2 separate regions of the Homo sapiens genome follow, and region 1 is linked to region 2. The links are chromatin loops, found by intact Hi-C in ENCODE. Cell type or tissue: right lobe of liver. All regions are shown on one strand. Links, peaks and the distances in the headings refer to the core of each region. The heading gives the core; the rest is flanking DNA.

What was found. A loop is a pair of places that touch in the nucleus more often than their neighbours do. Peaks named below come from ENCODE experiments on the same cell type or tissue, not always from the same donor. Only the 100,000 strongest peaks of a DNase experiment are listed, where the experiment ranks them.
Region 1: a loop joins it to region 2, with 2.2 times the contacts of the local background. A loop is called at or near these places in 36 of 110 quality-filtered maps.

What each region holds. Positions count from the first base shown.
Region 1 is chr20:38,333,432-38,341,764 of GRCh38, reverse strand. BPI (bactericidal permeability increasing protein) reads right to left here. Exons shown (of 15, transcript NM_001725.3): 13 at 7,272-7,335; 14 at 6,091-6,167; 15 at 4,260-4,619. The coding sequence ends at 4,581. Among named protein-coding and RNA genes, the nearest start is that of LBP, 8.9 kb to the left of the region's middle. RefSeq lists an enhancer at 6,231-7,430. In right lobe of liver, for the core only: CTCF peaks have their summits at 2,713 (motif pointing left) and 3,936; DNase peaks (open chromatin) are centred at 2,714 and 3,924.
Region 2 is chr20:38,410,046-38,418,378 of GRCh38, reverse strand. LOC124904901 (a long non-coding RNA gene) reads left to right here and starts at 1,367. Exons shown (of 2, transcript XR_007067582.1): 1 at 1,367-3,273; 2 at 4,712-6,075. In right lobe of liver, for the core only: no CTCF peak of the experiment used is centred there; no DNase peak of the experiment used is centred there.

The sequences.
Region 1 (8,333 bases), core at 46-8,045, 76 kb after region 2:
TGGCCAGCCAGGGGCTCTGATTCTTGGGGTCAGGCCCATTCAGGCAGACAGCCCTGGATCATACATTGAGAATCACTGGCATAAATGTTTTGAGTTATGCAGATGTGGGTTGAAATCCCAGATCATTTTTAAAATAAATACTTACTGATCACCAACTATGTGGCAGGCATTGGGAATACTACTGTAGCCAGATATAGTATTTTTTTTGTTTTTTTTTTTTTGAGACAGAGTCTCACTCCATCACCCAGGCTGGATGGAGTGCAGTGGTGTGATCTCAGCACACTGCAACCTCCGCCTTCTGGGTTCAAATGATACTCGTGCGTCAGCCTCCTGAGTAGCTGGGACTACAGGTGTGTGCCACCACGCCCGGCTAATTTTTGTGTTTTTAGTGGAGACTGGGTTTCGCCATGTTGCCCAGGCTGGTCTCGAACTCCTGGGCTCAAGTGATCCACCTGCCTCAGACTTCCAAAGTGCTGGGATTACAGGTCGTGAGCCACTGCACCTGGTCAGATATAGTCTTTACAGTATAGTAAGAAGAACTGCGTTTATTCAAATTAGAGCAAACTTGGATTACTGTTGTCAACCCCTGTACCACGGATTTGACATGTATTTGATTCTCATAACAACTTTATGAGGTAGGTACTATAATGATGTTCCCTTTATAGATGAGAAATAGAAAACCTGAGAATTAAGTATACTGCCCAAAGTCACACAGCTGGTAAATAGCAGACGTGGGATTTAAACCCAAGATATCTGGGATCATGGTTCATACTCTTAACCACTGTGCCATGACCCTATCAATCATACCTCTGATTCTTCCCAATAACCTCATGCCGAGAGGGCAAGATTTTAACTCTCCTTTTCAAAGGAGGAAATAGAGGGCCAGAGAGGTTAAGGAACATTTGCAAAGTCACACAGCTCTTGAGGGGGCCGGATTTATGTTTGAAACCACCGCCAGGTGACTCCAGAGCCCAGGCTCTGAACAGTTAGCTTAGCAGGCCACACGACTTTTCTAGAGACTCCTCATCTGAAAAACAAGGGCAACCTTGGCTACCTTTAGCGGTTGTCATGAGGATTAAATAGGATCATAAGCCTGAAGAGATAGACCCAGGGACAGGGCTGCTCATGGCCACTAGCGGGACATGGCAAAATGATGAAGACAGTGCTTAGTCTTCCTGTGCCCCTCCCCACCTTCTCTCCTTGCAGAGGGTACTCCTCCCTCATATTTATTTAATAAGTCAGCATTTCCAAAAGGAACCCCAGGAAGGCTGTGCTTATCCCAGAAGGGAAGCTGCTCTGATGGTGAGCTTTTAGGCAGTTTGGAGTGAACAATTCTTTTTTTTCTTCTTCAATTGTCTTTTGCCACTTTATTGACATATATTTCATATACATAAAATTCACCCATTTAAAGTGTACAATCCAGAATTTAATTTTAGAACATTTTCAACGTCACCCAAAGAAACCCCAAACACACATTTGCAGTCATCTGCAGCAGACAATGCTTAGCCTGAAGGGAGAAGCTGCTCAAATAGTGGTTCTGTAGCCAACTTGGCAGAACCTTTGGAGTGTGTTGGGGAATGCTGCTCAAACCCTAACCCCCAAGCAACTGCCTTTCCTCAGCCATTAGAGAGAAGTTCGCAGGCACAATGTGTTTCATGCACCAATCTTCAGGTCCAAGAAAGATTTAGGTTGATGGAAAAGTAATTATTTTTTTTGGCATTAAAAGTAACGGCCAAGACTGGATTCAGTGGCTCACACTTGTAATCCCAGCACTTTGGAAGGCCAAGGTGGGTGGATCACTTGAGGTCAGGAGTTGGAGACCACTCTGGCCAACATGGAGAAACCCTGTCTATATTTAAAAATATATGTACACAAAATATTAGCCGCGCGTACTGGTGTGAGACTGTAATCCCAGATACTTGGGAGGCTGAGGCAGGAGAACGGTTTGAATCCGGGAGGCAGAGGTTGCAGTGAGCCAAGATCACACCACTGCATTCCAGCCTGGGTGACAGAGCGAGACTCTGTCTCCAAAAAAAAAAAGTAATTGCGGTTTTTGCATTAAAAGTAATGGCAAAAACCGCAATTACTTTTGCACCAACCTAATAATTGCATTTTTTTTTTTTTTTCTATAGAGTGTGGAGCAGGGGGTGCCTATATGTTACAGAAAGTAGAGGGCAGGTGTAGAAGGGGGTTAACTCCAAAGAGAATGAGGGTGGGGGATGGCAGGTGTGTGTCCATATCTACCAGCTAGTCTCCCCAGCAGCCAGAGGGCTCTTTTACAAATGTGAATTGGATTGTAACATTCTTCTGCTCAAAACTCTCCAGTGGCTTGCCTTATCTTTTGGAACAAAACCTAGAGCCCTTAACAGTCCTCATGGCCTCCCAGTCTATCCCACGCTGTGCTTCCCTTCTCTCTCTTCCTTCCGCCCTTGCTAGCTGCTCTTCTGTTCTATTCAGGGCCTCCATAGCCCCTGGCTAGTGGAGAAAAAGATGCATACTACTGGTGGACAAATTAGAGAAAGACTTTTGTTTCCTCAACCTGGTACAACCTATGTTTTACAGTGTACAACCTATGCCACAGAACAAAGAAGTTCTGCTTTAAACGTGCCAAGTCCCCCAGAACAGACAACATTTTGACATCGGGGAGGAGCAAAAAAAGCATGGGCTCTGACATGTGGGAATAGATAAGGTGGGAATTCCAACTCTGCCACCTGCTGGCTATGTGATCAGGGAAGGGTAACTCAATTTAAAATGTTTGAACAGCTGGGCTCGGTGGCTCACCCCTGTAATCCCAGCGCTTTGGGAGACCCAGGCAGGTAGATGACCTGAGGTCAGGAGTTTGAGACCTGCCCGGCCAACATGATGAAACCTCATCTCTACTAAAAATACAAAAATTAGCCAGGCATGATGGCACATGCCTGTAGTCCCAGCTACTCAGGAGGCTGAGGCAGGAGAATCGCTTGAACTTGGGAGTCAGAGGTTGCAGTGAGCTGAGATCGTGCCACTGCACTCCAGCCTGGGTGACAGAGCAAGACTCTGTCTCAAAAACAAACAACCAAAAAAGTTTGAGCAATTGCCATCTTGGGGGATGAAGAATGCTATCAGGATTAAATTAGATCATTCATGCCCTTTGCTTGACTCCTGAGAGTGTTTGATCAATGGCCCTCCCTTCTTGTGTGGCCCTAGAGCCTTTAACTCCATTTGACAGAGAATCAATGATGTCAGCAGAAGTGTGTACATTTTTCTTTATAAATAAAATAAATACCTTTTATCTGCTTTTGCTCGCTACAAATGCTTCTCTTCAATTTTACCATCACCAATCTGGTTGAAGCTTGAATAACAACACATTCCTAATTTGTGCTCATCCCTTGCCCTCTTGTCCTTCTGATGCTTTCAGAAGTCACAATAAAACATTTTAAAAACTAAATCTGGTCATGTGGTCCCCCACTCCACCGTCTGCATCGAACTCCTCCAGTGTGTTGTTGCTCATCCTTATGGTCTCAGAGCACATGTCAGCAGTGTAGAAAGGCCTTCCAGGACTCCTCAATCAATCTGAAGTACAATCCATAAAACCCCATCTCATGGGCTGAGATAGCCCCCTCTGATGTCCCATGGCAGGAAATGGCCCAAAGCCCCCAAGGAAACTCCCCAGAATTCCAAAGACAGTCTGGGTTGGTGATCTGGCTTCCACACTAGAGCTGGGAGAGTCATGGGGAAGTGCTAATTGCACCCAAAGATGTGACTGAAGCAGAAAACCCCAATGGACTCTGTCACCTGGCCCATTGTTCTGCTTTTGGGGACAATGGCTGGGCAGGAGAACATGGATGAAACGGGGAGCCCAAGTGTGGGGCAGGGAAGGTGGGCTGTGCAGGCTAGCTTTTCAACAGCGACACCGTGTGGTAGTGACGGGAGCAACAGTCCTAGTGGACAGGTGACTACACAGGACAATGGGCTGTGCAGAATGACGGGTCAACAGCCACACCATGTGGTAGTGGAAAGAACAACAGCATAGTGGACTGACCCACTCTCCAGACCCTCTCTGTGTGACATTAGGAATTTGGACTAAGAAAATCACAAGGACATTTGGAACAATGAGACTTTCTGTTAATGGAGGCTGTGGGGATTCCAGAGATTAATTATAGAAATAAAAAGAGATGATTGTATCTGTGCTGTAAACTGGCACTGCCGGCCACATTGGTTACAGCCAATGAATAATAAATAAATGAACATAAAACAAGAAACAATACCAGCACACAGAATCCACATGAAAAAAACCAGAAGTTTTTTTTCATGAAGCACAAATGGAAATTTCTTGGTTACAATTGAAACACGATTCCTGGAGGAAATATCTCTGCAGCCTTAGCCCTTGAAAGAAGCTCATAATCCCTAAAATACACACCATGCACTTTTCCAATGAATAATGTTTCCTCGTGTTTAGATCATTTCTGAATCTGAGTCGAAGAAGTTTGCAAGGGGCTCTTGGTTAAGATCTGGAGAGGATTCCCTGGGGAAAGGCAGCCGGTGCCCCACAGCCCATCAGGAACAGGTGTGGCTGACAGCCCCCGGCACCCCTGGTGCCTTCATTTATAGACAACGTCTGCACCGAACAGCAGGAAGTTCTAGGGAGAGATGAGAATGTTGTCACCAGTTGAAGATGCACCCCTTGTTTGTGAGTGTGGAGCTACTGGAGTTTTAAGAAGGACATTTTGGGAGCCTGCCTCTTAGGAAGGAGAAAGGCAGGGCCAGTGGGGGTCACTCAGTGTTTCGCTGCCCGGATCTACACATCCACAGCTGCCAACATCTGCGAATCTGTCAGCAGCTTCCCTGGAAGCTGCCTCCTTCTTAGACACGGAGACCCCCCGGGCTGTTTTAGAGGCCTTCATTTGTCGTCCCTGCCTCATGGCAGCTCAAGGGAGTGCTTGTTCCAATCAAGGCTGCAAAACCACTTCTCTCTGCTTCTTTGTGTCCTTCACTCAGGATTTTTAGAAATGAAGAAATTAAATTGTGCCATGGGTCATTTTTTTTAAAACACGAACTTGGTAAAATGTGAGGAATATGCGGTATGTGTTTCCTCTGCACTCTTGGTTATTTTTCTACAGTCTCTCAGCCCCATTAATTAGCTCCCTGGTCTAAAGAATTGAGGATTGATGGCCTGGACATTGGGGGAAAGGGAGAGGGAGGGATCTGGGTGATGCGAGGCTCCCCAGGAGGGCCACAAGTTATCAGGAAAGCCTTTGACCAAGGTGAGAAATGCAAGCTGGGTGACGGTTTCGCTGCGGAGGTGACAGCTTTGTGGGGACATGCTGGGTTTAAGAGGCCTCAGGGTGGAGACATTGAGGGAGCCTGCGAATGCACAAGCTGAGAGTTTGGAAAAAATAAAAAGACTGGAAGCATGTCTGGGACATTGGGTGGCACGCAGGTGGCAGCTAAGCCTGAAGAGGTTGACAAGAGTGACGAAGGCTTGCCAATGGCGGGGGAAGAGAAGAGGCCTGGGGAGGGGTCCTGGAGATCTCCAGCTTGCAGAGAAGGGGCAGGAGAACAAGCAGAGGAGGTGGCAGGTAGACAACCAAGAGCTAGGGGAGTGCTGGAAACTAAGAGAAGAAAGCATGCCCAGGAAGCGCATCAGTGTCAAATGCAGACGGAAGTCAGCCTGGGCGAAAGCCACGAAGGAGACTTCTGTGCTGTGTCTAAATCTGCCAGACGTCGACCACATGTTATACCCCACAGTGCCTAGTATGATGCTGGGTGCAAAAGGTGTGCAACATATATTCGTTAAATATTTAAATGCACCTTAAAAAAGAGGCTCTTTGGCCCACAAATGCATTTCATTTTTGCCGAGTGTAGCGTGGGAACGATGCAGTGATGGTTCAAAGCCGGGAGCCTGGCTTTGAATCTGGACTTCATTTAACACTGTGTGGCTTTTCTGAACCTTGGTCTTTCTTTGTTTTTTAACAGCACCCACATCCCAGAGTTGTTGTAAGGGTAGAAGGCGCTTCACACAGGGCTTGGCATGCAGGAAGCATTGCAGCCATAGGCTGCTGTTGGTCACTATCGTTAGGGGAGATTTGTGGAAAAGACTCCGGGACTCACCTGGTGAGGCTGAAGCACTACGTTGTAGAGCTGGACTCTGGCCGGCGTCGGGAGAGGGAAGCCTTTCTGTAGTTTCTCTGTGACAGAGACCGATGGTGAGGACCAGGAGAAAAGAAAGAGAAGGGCAGGGGAGGAGGGAGGGCCAGAGAGCCTGGGTAGACAGCCTCCCTGAACCAGCATGCCTGGCCCTAGGTAGGGACTGGCATGGGCATACATGCCTGAAAGGAAGGCTGCCCCAGAGTCCGTACCTCCCACCTGTTGTCCATCAACCCCAAGTCCACTTCTAGCACCTGCGTGGACTCCATCCCCATGATGGCCCTCCTGAGGGTGCAGCACTGCTGGTATACACTAAACCAAAAATCTGCTGCTTGCAATGGTGTGACTAGAGCGTGGTGTGTAATAGGGGTATTTATGCATGTGAGCATGAAACCCCTCAACATTTAGGATAAAGCCAGAGGTGGACAGTGGCCAGGGCAAGCCCCCCACATACTGCCACATTCTGACACGGAACTTTGGAGAACTCTAAATTAGAACGTGGCCTCCCAGGTCATTACAAAGCTACATTTGTCAAGGTAGGAGGACAGATCCCAGGACTGATGTATCATATTTCATATGATAATTTGTTGGATTAATTGGTAAGTTCTAAATATCCTAGTCACAGGTTATATGGGCCTCTATTAGTACTTTTGCCCCTCACTCTCAAAGGTCAGGGGCCGGCCTGCCTGAAGCTCTTACCAGCGTGGTGATCTAAGCTCTGGGAGGGGTTATCAGGGAACCCCCTCATCCTGCTTCCAAAGTTGGAAAGAGACCATGGGCTTTGTTTTCACTGCTAGGATCAAACCCATGCCCCATCTCTTGCCTGCTCTGTGACCTAAGTCACTAAACCATTCTGTTCTTCCGCTTCCTGCCATAAAAGTTGGAGATGTTAATAATCCTTCATCTCATGGGGGTTTTGTAAGGACAAACTCACGCAATAATGAATCAACCCATGTGTAGTAAGTCAACTCATGTGAGTTCCTTTTTGTTGCATTCATTTCTGGGTCAGATGCCATTTGAAGTTCACTTGACATCACCACTGCCCAGCCCTCATACCTGGGGCCAGGTAACAGGTGGCTGTGGGTAATCAACCCCACCCTCTTCCCCCATGACTGAAAATGAATGGTTTCTTCAAAGTTCCTTACCGTTAACCCTGGGCAGCACAAGAATGGGTACAATGTAGTTCATGATATCCTGCAGCAATTCAACCTGGAAATCAGAGGGAGGATGGGAGGATGGCCCTGCATCGCCAGAACCTTGCGGGTCCAGCAGTCCTCATCACCCCACCTCTGTCACCCTCCTTTCCCCTAGCGCTGCTCAGCAACCGCGCAGTTGGGAAAACTGCTGAGAGGTGGACGCAAGTGATATGTGAATACTTGGCAGCCCAATCAAGGTCATGGAAGTGGTTTCTTTTGCTCCAATGGTTCCAGATGTAAAGCATGTTCTCAATTGTAAGGTGCAAGGCCTTACAACTCACGACAATCATGAGGAAGCTCATCAGAGAGTATTTAAATGGGAAAAGCTTAGCTTAAAAAATGAGTCCTCTCAGACACTGCAGTAAGAGGGCAAATCAAATCAACCTCTTTGACGGCTATTTGGCACAATGTTCTTCCAAAGCCTGTGTGTGCCTGGTTGGGCTTGGTGGTTCATGACTGTAACAGCAGTGCTTTGGGAGGCTGAGGCGAGAAGATCACTTGAGACCAGGAGGAGTTCAAGACCAGCCTGGGCAACACAGCAAGACCCGTGTGCCTTTTGGGCTAGCAAACATGCCTCTGAGGAATTTATCCTAAGGAAATAATGTAGGGTGTAGGAAAAAATGTGGATGCAAGAATGTTGACCAAAGCAACAAATTTATCCAAAACAATAAATTAAAAGCAATCTCCATGTCCAACAATAGGGGAATCACTTGGTGGAAAATGGTAATACTTTAATACAAGGAAATATTATGCAACTGTTAAGAATGATATTGTAGAAATGTAAGTAACAACACAGACATAACCATGATATGTTTTTGAGTGAGGAGAACCAGGCTATAGAAATCACATCATTCCATTTTTTAATTAAATAGGCATAGCAAAAGGTCAGGAAGGATATACTCCAAATTATTAACTAAGTGATGAAAATATGCATGGTTTTTATTTTCTTTCTTTTGCAAATCTGTAGGTTCTGATTGCCCTATAGTGCATATATTTTTCTTTGGCAATAAT
Region 2 (8,333 bases), core at 195-8,194:
CCAGGAGTTCAAAGCCAGCCTGGACAACCTAGTGAAGACCCTTGTGTAAAAAAATCAAGTTTACACTATAGTGTAGTTTATTAACTGTGCAATAGCATTATGTCCAAAGCAATATAAATACCTTAATTTAAAAATATTATGAAAGAATGCTAATGGTTATCTTTAATCCTAGCTGCTTGGGAGGCTGAGCTGTGCACCAACATGCCCAGCTAATTTTTTTTTTTTTTTTTTTTTTTTGAGACAGAGTCTTGCTCTGTCACCCAGGCTGGAGTGCAGTGGTGCGATCTCGGCTCACTGCAACCTCCACCTCCTGGGTTCAAGCAATTCTCTGCCTCAGCCTCCCGAGTAGCTGGGATTACAGGCACCCGCCACCACGCCCAGCTATTGTATTTTTAGTAGAGATGGGGTTTCACCATCTTGGCCAGGCTGGTCTTGAACTCCTGACCTTGTGATCCACCCACTTTGGTCTCCAAAAGTGCTGGGATTACAGGTGTGAGCCACTGCGCCCAGCCACTAATTTTTTTTTTTTTTTTTTTTTTTAAGGGATAGGTTCTTGCTATGTTGAGACCCTGTCTGGTCTCAAACTCCTCCTAGGCTCAAGCTATCTTTTCACCTCAGCCTCCAAAGTACTGGGATTACGGGTGTCAGCTACCACCCCTGGTCCCCTTTGTGGAATTTTAATGCTTCCAGTCCTTTGCCTCCAAAGCTCTCCAATGCCTTTAAAACGATGGTTTTCTATTTTATCCACCCTTTCCAGTTCTTAGCAGAAACATTGGCCTGTCAACTACTCCCTTCTATTTAGAAGCAGAAATCTTGACATTAGCAGATTTTACTTAAAAAATGTTTTTCTCTCTGTTTGGAGAACGGATTATACCAGGGCAAGAGTGGAAGCAAGGTGACCAGTTGGAAGATTATGGCAGTTGTCTAGGTGACAGATATTGGTGACTTGGAGTAGGGAGATAGAGGTAGACAGCAAGATAGATGTCTATGTTCCAAGATAGAAAGATGAAGATACAATTTTAGGCAAATGAAGCTTAGAGCAGGGAAGTATGTAAAATGTGATATACCATTTTTTTGGTTAAAAGAAGATTTATTCGAAATCAGCCTGGACAACATGGTGAAACCCCATCTCTACTAGAAATACAAAAATTAGCCAGGCTTGGTGGTGGGCGCGTGTAATCCCAGCTGTTCAGGAGGCTGAGGCAGGAGAATCGCTTGAACCCGGGAGGCGGAGGTTCCAGTGAACTGAGATCGCGCCATTGCACTCCAGCCTGGGCAACAGGAGTGAAACTCCTATTGCCCAGGAGTTTTGAGAGTGAAACTCTCAAAAAAAAAAAAAAAAAAGATTTATATGTATATATGCAAATTGGGGTGATTTTTTTTTTTTTTATTTTAACATGCTTTTCTCTTTTTTCTTTCCCAGAACATCATAGTTTCTCTAATATATCCCTGGCATCCTTTTGGCTAGGGGGAGATTTGAATGCCAAGGAAGGCCACAGTGTTAGTCAGTCTTTGTCATTCAAAAATAGGATTATGCAGCAGGACAGTAGCCTTGCTTGCAAGGCAGGATTCTTCAATATTTTTTTTTAATTACTCCTTTATACCAGTAAGCAAACTTGGAGAATCTATTCCCAAAAATTTTACAGGGATGTGGAGTAGACACTTTTGTCTACCATTAAGGCTTAGCTGGAGTCAGAAAGAAAGATATAATTAGGGGTCACAAAAGGTTTTTACCTGATGCTCTTTTTTTTGTTATTGTTGTTGTTTTGTTTTTGTTTTTGTTTTTTTGACCTTGAGGGATTAAGGAAGAAGAAGGGGAACAGAGAAGCAGATGACAAGAGGCTCACATGGGTGTCCCAATTTCCCTTCTCTGGACTTTGACTTGGAGAGGGTGCAAGTACATTAGAGAGAACACTGAGAACAAGAGAGGAGACATTGACTTTGCTTCCCATTTAACACTGTGCAAGAGGCCACCTCTTGAATTGCCCCCTGCCCTAAACTGTAGTATAGCCATGGCAACTGGACAGCTTGGTGTGGTTGGGCAGAGGGACGTATCTTCGCCATCTTGGGCTGCCATAACAAAATTCCATAGATTGAGTGATTTAAACAACAGAAGTTAATTTTCTCAAAGTTCTGGGGGCCAGGAAGTCCAAGATCAAGGTGCTGGCTGATTCAATTTCTGATGAGAGCTCTCTTCCTGGCTTGCAGATGGCTGCCTTGCTGTGTCCTCATATGGTGGAGAGCGAGGGAATGGCCTCCCTGGTGTCTCTTCTTATAAGGGCACTAATTCTATCAGATTATGGCTCCACCCTTATGACCTCATTTAACTTTAATTACCTCCTTAAAGGCCCTATCTGTAAATATAGTTACATTGAGGGTTAGGCTTTGTGTTAGTCTGTTCTCACGCTGCTAATAAAGACATACCTGAGACTGGATAGTTTATAAAAGAAAGAGGTTTAATTGACTCACAGTTCCATATGGCTGGGGAGGCCTCACAGTCATGGTGAACGGGGAATGAGGAGCAGTCACGTCTTACTAACGGTGGCAGGCAAGACAGCTTGTTCAGGAAAATTCCCGTTTATAAAACCATCAGATCTCCTGAGACTACAATGAGAACAGTATGGAGGAAACCACCCCCTTGATTCAGTTATCTCCATCTGGCCCTGCTCTTGACACATGGGGATTATTATAATCCAGGGTGAGATTTGGGTGGGGACACAGCCAAACCACATCAGGCTTCAATATGTGACTTTTGGGGGTACAAAGTTCAGTCCATAGCAATTCAGTCCTTTGGAATTTAGCATCCTGGAGCTGCCCTGGGATCCTGAATGGTCTACGTCAACCCAGAGGTGGCTGAGGATGTGGCTGAAGAGTTTCCTAGCAGGGGCCACAGTACCAGAGTGAGGTACCAGACCTGCATCCTGCTTAAAAATCCAGCATGCACCCTGGAGAATTGCTGGCACTTGGCAAATATTTATTGAAATGAGCCGTTGGGCTGTATCTTCTTTTTGCATGTGTAATAGGAGTGTCCCTTGTTCTCCAGCCTTCAGGAGTCACCCTTTCCTTGAACGTCCTCTGAATATCAGCCCCAGATCTGTAGGAAGTCCACTTGAGTCTTCAGTAAATGCTGATATGTTCTTTTTCTTTGAGACGGCGTCTCGCTGCTGACTCCCAGGCTGGAATACTCTGGCGTGATCTTTGCTCACTGCAACCTCCACCGCCTGGGTTCAAGCGATTCTCCTGCCTCAGCCTCCTGAGTAACTGGGACTACAGGTATGTGCCCCTACACCCGGCTAATTTTTGTATTTTTAGTAGAGACGAGGTTTCACCATGTTGGCCAGGCTGGTCTTGAACTCCTGACCCCAGGTGATCTGCCCACCTTGGCCTCCCAAGGTGCTGGGATTACAAGTGAGAGCCGCCGCGCCCGGCCAATGCTGATGTGTTCTAACAAATCCATCCTGGTGGCTGTTTGTTGTATTTTTCTCTGAATAGCTCCATTGCTCCAGGCCTCTCTGTGGTTACCTATGGTTTTCACCTTTTCTCCCACTGCTGTTCTTTTCCTATGCCATTTTGCCCCAAACATTCTTATGATCAATTAAAGCTGGCTCCAGGGCAGCACAGGCTCTACACTCTGGCCGGATTTGTTTCTGCCTCAGAAATACGTGCTGTCATGGCCGGAGATGGCCATCAAGATGTCTCCTAGCTCATCCAGGCAGGTCTGCTCTCAGGTTCCACTGGGAGAATGTAACAGTGTTCTGGAGCTTGATCATCTCCCATCCTGGTGATCTCTCAAAAGGTCTTGCAACCCACCTGAGCGCTTAGATCAAATCCCAGTGGCTTCTGAGAACGTGTTGCTGGTTTGTGAGGGAGAAGGGATGGGAGAGGATAGTGAGAAAGAGAAGATGCTAGGAAGTGAAATAAGAAGGAAAGAGGAAAAGATATTACCATTTAATTCAACTCAGGGCTGGGCGCAGCAGCTCATGCCTGTAATCCTAGCACTTTGGGAGGCTGCAGTGGGTGGATTGCCTGACGAGATCAGTCTGGCCAACGTGGTGAAACTCTGTCTCTACTAAAAGTACAAAAAAATTGGCTGGGTGTGATGGTGTGTGCCTGTAATCTCAGCTACTCGGGAGGCTGAGGCCCGAGAATCACTTGAACCCAGGAGGCAGAAGTTGCAGTGAACCATGATCACATACCACTTCACTCCAGCCTCGGTGACAGAGTGAGATTCTGTCTCAAAAAAAAAAAAAAATTCAGTTCAACTCAAACTTAAGTATGCATCCAAATCACCTACAATGCTTGTTAAAGCACAGATTGCTGGGCCCCTCCCCTGAGTTTCTGATTCAGCAGATTTGGGATGGGGACCAAGCATCCTGACTTCTTCATTTTTTTTTTTTTTGTTTTTTTTTGAGACAGAGTCTCGCTCTGTCGCCCAGGCTGGAGTCCAGTGGCACGATCTCGGCTCACTGCAACCTCCGCTTTCCGGGTTCAAGCGATACTCCTGCCTCAGCCTCTGGAGTATCTGGGACTACAGGTGCCCACCACCACACCCTGCTAATTTTTGTACTTTTAGTAGATAACAGGATTTTGCCATGTTGGCCAGGCTGGTCTTGAACTCCTGACCTCAGCCTGCCTCGGCCTCCCAAAATGCTGGGATTACAGGTGTGAGCCACCGCACCCGGGCACATTCTCACTTCAAACAAATTTCCAGGTGATGCTGATGCTGCTGTTCAGAGGACCACATTTTGAGAACCACTGACCTCACCCCCAAACCAGCTTGGAGATGATGCACCCCATCCCAGTATAATATTTTACTCTTCATAATGGGTAGGCAGACCTGCTTTTTCTAAAATATCCTTGCAGCCAGCAGCCAGGTCCATCTGTTTGTTCATACAGTAGCAAGATGTCCAACAACTCCCTAAGGAACTTAATGAGCAACTTGGATCCAATTCTTCATTGTCTGTCAGAGGAAAGGCATCCATGCTTGGTAATGAGCCTTTGGATGCTCTACCCGGCTCTGTGGCCAGAACAAAGCGCCTTGTTATCTCCCTGACAAGGAGCCTACTTTATGGTGTTGGACAAAACACCTAGCACGTCATTCTCCCAAACAGCACAAACTCATACCCAATGAAACTGGGGGAGCAACGGGTGGTTCTTTCTACTCTCAGAAACCTGTTTATTTCCATCTTGGTGGTGTGGAGAGGGTGTTGTATGTTGCACATTGTGCAAAGGCCTGGGACATGATGGCCGCTGCTCCCACTCACCCATCTCATCAGCATGTTGTAGACATCTGCAGAGTCCTACACCGAACTGAGCATGCTGGGGGGTGGGGGGTGACAATGATGAAATGCATCCAGAACCTGTTTCAAGGCCAGGCCTGTGACACAGCTCCAGACTAGATGCATAGTGAAGGCTCAGGAAATGTCGGCCATGATTCTTTTGTTTTGTTTTCAGACGGAGTCTCACTCTGTCACCCAGGCTGGAGTGCACTGGCGTGATCTCAGCTCATTGCAACTTCTGCCTCCCGGGTTCAAGTGATTCTCATGCCTCAGCCTCCCCAGTAGCTGGGATTACAGGTACATGCCACCTCGCCCAGCTGATTTTTGTATTTCTTTTTTAGTAGAGACAGGGTTTTACCATGTTGGCCAGGCTGGTCATGAACTTCTGGCCTCAAGTGATCTGCCTGCCTCGGCCTCGCAGAGTGCTGGTATTACAGGAGTGAGACACGGTGCTCTGCCGATTCTTATGGGTATGATTAAGAAGAACATCCCAATCACAGCCTGGAATAGAACACTTTCGTGATACAATTCACAACCTCCTTCTGGGAGGACATGAGCATTCCTGATAAATGCTGAAGCAATTTTCTGATAAACTTTAACAAGATTAAAACCTCTTTGGGGAAATTAGCTACCCAAACCATTTGGATGATTATCATACATTCTTTGTCTTGTATTCAGTTTAATAATGATTATCCAACCATTCTCTTTTCCTTTGAAATATCCATAACAAAAGGGAACTACTGACTTGGCTTTGTGACAAGCTTAAAATAAAACTTCAACACATGCTTATAATTAATTTTTGTGAAAAAATGTAAAACAGTCATTATAGAGATAGGACATAAAAATAGTAGCTAACACTTATTAAGTACTTGTTGCTTGTCACATGTTATATTAAATGCCCAAAAACTCTTTATAATGAATTGGGTTATAATACCTCTGTTTGACTTAAAAGATGCTGATACAGTTTGAATATTTGTCCCCTCCATATCTCATGGTGAAATGTGATCCCTAATGTTGGACATGGAGCCTGCTGGGAGGTGTCTGGGTCATTGGGATAGATCCCTCTTAAGTGACTTGGTGCCCTCCCCATGGTAATGAGTGAGTTCTTGCTGTTAGTTCACGAGAGAGCCCGTTGTTTAAAGGAGCCTGCACCTCCTCCTCTCTCTCTTTGCTCCCTCTCTTGCTATATGATGCGCCTGCTCTTCCTTTGCCTTCTGCCATGATCGGAAGCTTCTGAGGCCTCACCAGAAGCTGAGCAGATGCTGGTGCCATGCTTGTACAGTCTGAAGAACTGTGAGCCAAATAAACCTCTTTTTTAAAATTTAATTTAATTTTTTTTTTTGAGACGGAGTCTTGCTCTGTCGCCCAGGCTGGAGTGCAGTGGTGCAATCTTGGCTCATTGCAAGCTCCGCCTCCCGGGTTCACACCATTCTCCTGCCTCAGCCTGCCGAGTAGCTGGGACTACAGGCGTCCACCACCACGCCCGGCTAATTTTTTGTATTTTTAGTAGAGATGGGATTTCGCCATGTTAGCCAGGATGGTCTCGGTCTCCTGACCTCATGATCCGCCCACCTCAGCTTCCCAAAGTGCTGGGATTACAGGCGTGAGCCACTGCACCCGGCAATAAACCTCTTTTCTTTACAGATTGCCCAGTCACAGGTATTCCTTTATAGGAATGCAGAACAGACTAACACAAATGCTAAGAAAGGCCGAGTGACTTGCCCAAGATCAGACAGCCAGTGATGGGTAGAGCCAGGTTTTGGTTCCAGGCCTGGCTGAGTCCCCAGCTGGAGCTAGCTACAGCTACACTCTTCTGCTTTGCCAGGGGAATTGCAGCAGGAGGTGAAGAGTGGGATAGTCTGCTGGGCACGGTGGCTCATGCTTGTAATCCCAGCACTTTGGGTGGCCGAGGCAGACGGATCATCTGAAGTCAGGAGTTCGAGTCCAGCCTGGCCAACATATCGAAACCCGTCTACTAAAAATACAAAAATTAGCCAGGCGTGGTGGCACGTGCCTGTAATTCCAGCTACTCAGGAGGCTGAGGCAGGAGAATCACTTGAACCTGGGAGGCGGAGGTTGTGGTGAGCTGAAACTGCACTACTGCACTCCAGCCTGGGTAATACAGTAAGACTCTGTCAAAAAAAAAAAAAAGAGTGGGATAGTCCCTGAGAAAGGGATAGGTATAGGGCTGTGGAACCACAGAGCACGGAGAGTGTTCTCCCAGGTAGAGGGCTTGGGAAGCGGACATGGAGGAAGAGATAGTCTATTCCAGAAGAGGAAGTAGGAGAGGGACTGGTGGAGACAGTGAGCAGCACATGCCAGGAGCAGCAGGAGGGTGGGCAGAGGCATAGCAAAGGCCCAGGCACATTTGAAGGTGATTGTAGAGTTCGATCTGCAGCCATGGGAGTGGCCCCCAGTCCTCTGAACAGCGCGACCCCTGTCATCCAGTGTTGTGGATCCTATGTGCTGCTACTTGGACTTTTTAAATTACTCTGGATTCAGAGAGCACAGCCACACAGTTTCATCACTTACTGGCTGTGTGACCCTGGGCAAGTCACTTCACCTCTCTGAGCTGAAGGTTTCCTCATCTGAAAACTGGGGGTAATGATAGCATCTCCTTCTTAGGATTGCTGTGAGGATTCAATGAGATAAACCTCAAATTAGCACATGCCTGGCACCTCCAAGGGCTCCATAGAAAGGTGGGGTATTACTGTCTTACCGTGTAATTGAATGGTGGCATTATAACGCTATTTTTCAGGAGGCTTGTGAAAAAAATAACTTCTCATTAAAAAAATAATTTTAGACTTTAAAAAAGTTGCAAAAGTAGCACAAAGAATTCCTGAATACCTTTCACCAAGATTACAAATATACACATAAAGAAAAAAACAGGGCCGGGCGCAGTGGCTCACGCATGTAATTCCAACACTTTGGGAGGCCAAAGCGGGTGGATCACGAGGTCAGGAGATCAAGACCATCCTGCCTAACACGGTGAAACCCCGCCTCTACTAAAAATACAAAGAAAAAAAAAAAAGTTAGCCAGGCATGGTGGCACGC